Regions from separate parts of the Homo sapiens genome. Here region 1 is linked to region 2. Evidence: chromatin loops called from intact Hi-C (ENCODE). Cell type or tissue: K562. All regions are shown on one strand.

Region 1 (2,500 bases), 550 kb before region 2:
AGCCGAATTCTTCCCAATTCCCTTCCTCGTGTCCCCTAAAGGGAATCCTCCTATCAGTGTTCAACAGAAATTCAAATGCAGAAGAAACCAGGGAGGCAGTAAGATTTCGAACAATTGCATGCCTCAAGTTTTTTTGTTTTTTTTTTCCTGTTCTCATTCTGCTTGATTTCCCCCCTTCTCTCAATCTATAGCTTTCTATGTTTATAAAGCTGTTGACACCAATAAAGTCAGTCACGGGAAACAATGCCCATCCTTTTATGTTATTTTATCTTGCTGAGGTCAGGAATGATGCTCATGGAAGCTCCAGCGAGGTACTCTTCCTCTGAGCCCCTCCTCATTCTCTAGTCTAGACTCTCCTTGGAAGAAGACCCCCAAATTTGCAAATGTTTAACACAGAGGGGGAAAAAAGCTATAAAAATTATTTTAGGAATCCTCCAAATGAAAGCACCATTCTTGACACCATCCCCTGGAATGGCTTGTCTGTGTGTCCAAGAAAAGGCTTCATTGATTTCTAAGACCAAGACCCCCTCTCCATGGCAAGGAGTGGAGGAATTAACAGCTAAGGATGAATCCTGCTGAAAGAAATACAGTTCTATACCATAAATAAGCCACAAACTCTGTTATTTGTGTAATCTAGATGCCTGGGGAGGTAGAGTCACCACAACATGCTCTTTTTTTTTTCTTTTTTTTTTTTTTTGCTCTGTTGCCCAGGCTGGAGTGCAGTGGTATGATCTCAGCTCACTGCAACCTCCACCTCCCAGGTTCAAGCGATTTTCCTGCCTCAGCCTCGCAAGTAGCTGGGACTACAGGAGTGTGCCACCATGCCCACTTAATTTTTTGTATTTTTAGTAAAGATGGGGTTTCGCCGTGTTGGCCAGGCTGCTCTCGAACTCCTAGTCTCAAGTGATCTGCCCACTTCAGCCTCCCAAAGTGCTGGAGTCACAGGCGTGAGCCACCACGCCTGGCCCCATGCTCTCTCTTTAATGCACAATTTAAGATATTTAGCCATCAGGCCAGGACAGGATGAGAAGGAAATCCATTCTGCACTCAGATCCAGAAAGATACGCCTGGCTAAATAGTGACCTGTCTTGACTAATCAGACTGCACTTTTGAAAATCACATTGTATAAGAATACTTATTGGCCTCAAAAAAACATTATTCATAATATACTGTTTAAACACCACAAAAAAGTAATTACCTTAAAGAGCCCTTTTCTGAAACAGAATCCGACTGAGATGATTCAAAAGAACTATTAACAGTTTAGGCAAGATGAAGAGAAATAAGACCACTGGGGCACCCAGGGGCTAGCAAGAGTAGGAAGCTATGACCACCAGGAGGCTCAAAGGAGCAAGGGGAGGAAATGAAATTTCTGGCGCCTGGACCAGGGGCCAGAAAACATTCCCAAGCAGGGAAGGAGCAAGCAAAATCCTCATTTCTCTCTCCACCCACCCACCCACCTATCTACTACTGGTGTCTCTCACTGGTTGAACTCAACTAGAAGGCTGGCAGCAAAGGAGTCTAGGTAATCCATTTTGTAGATATGCACAGAGCAGCCCAAAGAAGGATGAAGAGTAGATGGGGGACAAGGGAGCAAAAAGAGAATAGTCACATCACCTGACCCAAAGTAGCCCCCAGTCACTTCTTATCACATCATCTTGTCTTGTCATTGTACTTACCATTATTTTTATTTTATTTTATTTTATTTTATTTTTTTTTTTTTGAGACAGAGTTTCGCTCTTGTTGCCCAGGTTGGAGTGCAATGGTGCCATCTTGGCTCACTGCAACCTCCACCTCCTGGGTTCAAGCAATTCTCCTGCCTCAGCCTCCCAAGTAGCTGGGATTACAAGCATGTGCCACCACACCCAGCTAATTTTGTATTTTTAGTAGAGATGGAGTTTCTCCATGTTGGTCAGGCTGGTCTCGAACTCCCAGCCTCAGGTGATCCACCTTCCTTGGCCTTCCAAAGTGCTGGGATGACAGGCATGAGCCACCGCACCTGGCCTTTTTATTTTTATTTATCTGTCCCCCTCCCCACTTGAATGTAAGCTCTTTGAAAGGAAGGAATTTGTCTGTCTTATTCAAAATTGTATCCACACATGGAATGTTGGAGCCCAGGAAGACTAGGGAAGGCTTCCTCGTGCGTAAAGGGTACAGGGTTTCCCAGCACAGGTTCCCAGAGCCTGAGTGGGGAAGAAGGACATCTGTATTGGGTAGGGGGTGGGGGCAGAGAGAGGAGATGTCTACCTACAAAGGGATTGATCAAACAAGTAAATAAAAATAATGAGAACCTCACTGCTGGAGAAGGAAGCTACAAATACAGAAAGGGAGAAAACTAGAATCAGCCCTATATGATGGATTGGAATTGGAGATACTGGTGTAAACTCATGGTTTTCAAGATAGGTGGGTAAACTGATAGATGTACAAATAAATATAGATGTCACAGTGAGTGTGGGAGTGTGTGAGTGTGTGTTCCCAACTGTAACCATGAAGAGTGCCTTGG
Region 2 (2,500 bases):
AAGTTCTGTAAACATGAAGGGGAGATGTACACCAATATCAAGTTCCTCTTCCTGTGGCTCTGGTTTTCTCTCCTTCCTATTCTCTATTCTGTGTTTCCTCTGTGTCTGGGACAGAGGAGACTTGTATGTTTCCATACCTGTTAATAGCCAGAGAAAACTTTGTTCGGTCCCTTGGCAGGTTAGCGGATTTTAGAAGGGAAAGACAGGGTAAAGAGATGAGGACTCGCCCCCAGGAAGTCTGACTATACAATAGGAATGGTGTATTTATTTATTCAGCCCTTTCCTACACTGCAGTCATTTCATTTCACCCTCAGGATGTGTATTTAGTGGTAAGCTTTCTTTCTTTTCCTGTTAGTTTCCTGCAAAAGGACATCAGTGTCTTCCTCATTGGAGCAGCTGATAAGAAGGATGTTGTTGCTCAAATAGAGACAGAAAAACATATTTCCTATCACAGACCCAGGCCATCCCAAGGGCATGGAGAATTAGACCAGGTTGTGGAAATAATAGAAGAACCTGATTTTCATGCCTATTTCCCTGGTGCCATCTTCCTCCCTGAAATACTCTGCAATAATTACACCTTCCACTTAAGTAGGATTTCACACTTTTCCAAAGTAGCATCACGTTGTACGGAAGTAGAGTTGGCTGCACTGTAGCTGGCATAGCCTATTAGTTACTTTGGAGGGTTTATATGAAGAGGCAACTTTGGGTTTAACTTTAAGTTTTGGGGAACTCATACAAATAGCATAGGTTTACCCTAAGTTGGATTCCATTTGCTAGCTCCTGCCTCTCCTACAGATCTCATCTTCAAAGTTACTATTATAGGGGAGGCTTCCTGTTATCCCTCTCCCAGCCACATTGAGTTGGGTGCCCCTCTTATACACACTGCATTTCCACTTTGGATACACATATCCCGTGGGTAAACTTGCTCAGTGCCTAGCCATCCAGCAACATGTCGGCACTGTAATACCAGGGACAACAACCTTCCTGCTCATGGCTGCCTAGCATAGGGCCTGGCCCACAGTAGTTCACTAAATATTTAGTGAATGAATGAGTGAGTCAGGAATTGTCTCTAGGAGTAGCCTTGCCACCTGACACAATCACTTATTTTGGGGTAGTGCTCTGGGAGTTATAAAAAAGGCCTGTGCTAATTATCACATAATGATCACCGGTGGTTATAGTATTTAGTAGGCAAAAGCACAGTGGTGGAGTATGACTAAATAAAGGTCTCCTCCAGGTGGGGGGCTATCCCCGCACTCTGAATTTGGAACCCCACTGCCCATCTCTCTTGGACTCCTGTGGACAGGGTCATTCCTTTGGGAAATTCTTTTCGGAGTTGCCAACACTGGGGAACAGGGAGAATTAAGCTCCATTTCCCCAAACTCAATGAAGTCTTTCTGATATGAAAATTAAATTAAAGAACAAGGCCAGTGGTGGCCCTCTGTTGCTTTCCTTTCAGCCTCTGAGACAGATTTCCCCATCAAGGGTCTGCGCTGAGTCATCCCGCCTCCAGCGGAAACAAGTCAGCAGCACCCTGAGGATGGGTGATGGAGGTAAAGACTCATCCTGCTAATCTCCTCCTCCCGCGGAGGCCAAGGTTCATGGTCTTGGCCCCCTCCCTGGGAACAAAAAGGCAACCCAAGAGAAAAGACTCTTCCTTCCCACTCCTCTCTCTCTTACAAGCTCATGGTCTGTGGCTCCTCTTTCTTCTGCCAATGGAAGTTGAGGATAGAGAGAGAGGAGGAGGAAGAAGAAACCAAAGGGCACAGGACTGTACTTTGCTGGCTGGGGGGAGGTGGGACACATGGGTGGGGGGTATGAATTGGGATGAAGGATGACAAGACATGAAGAATCCTTGGAGGTTCTCCAACAGTTCTCACATACAGAACAGCTAAGGCACAGCCCAGTTGCGGAGACACCAGGGAACCCAGAAATGTAAATAGTAGGAGGTGATGACAGCAAAGAAGCAGGCAGATCTGATACACAGGCCCCTACACAGAGCTACGCCCTGTGGGAGAACCACAAACTGCCTAAGACTGGGTAGCAAAGAGAGAGAGAGTGGGCGTTCAGTGTGAGACCTTGAATCAGAGGCCCACACTCTATATCTAGCTCAGTCTCCAATTTGTGGGGAGGACCGGGGTGAAAGATGAATGTCAGAGATGTGGCTTCATCAGCTGCCTATGGGATGGGCACATGTTTAGGAGATACTTTGAAATCTCTAGATGAAAGGAAATGCCAGAAAAAGCTATCATTACTTTGAGGGCTGATCATAGAGCAGCCGGAGCATCTTTGAGCTCCTATATTGGAATCAGAGTCTACAGTATTTTCATCTTGGGCGGACCAATTCCTGAAGACCAGTTTTTTAATAGCATCAATTGAGAACAGGGTCAATTGTGAGGTCCCTTAGGAATACAACCAGAAATCTCATCACTGGAGTATAGAAATTTCCAACCAGGCTCCAGCCAGTTATCTATGCAGACTGATTCTAGCCAGGCCTAACTTG

What was found. A loop is a pair of places that touch in the nucleus more often than their neighbours do. Peaks named below come from ENCODE experiments on the same cell type or tissue, not always from the same donor. Only the 100,000 strongest peaks of a DNase experiment are listed, where the experiment ranks them.
Region 1: it touches region 2 in a loop (4-fold over the local background); 4 of 110 quality-filtered maps call a loop at or near these places.

The regions. Positions count from the first base shown.
Region 1 is chr14:72,918,882-72,921,381 of GRCh38, forward strand. No RefSeq gene overlaps it. Among named protein-coding and RNA genes, the nearest start is that of DCAF4, 6.3 kb to the right of the region's middle. In K562, a CTCF peak has its summit at 1,319 (motif pointing right); no DNase peak of the experiment used is centred here.
Region 2 is chr14:73,466,010-73,468,509 of GRCh38, forward strand. No RefSeq gene overlaps it. Among named protein-coding and RNA genes, the nearest start is that of NUMB, 8.7 kb to the left of the region's middle. In K562, no CTCF peak of the experiment used is centred here; DNase peaks (open chromatin) are centred at 1,532 and 1,982.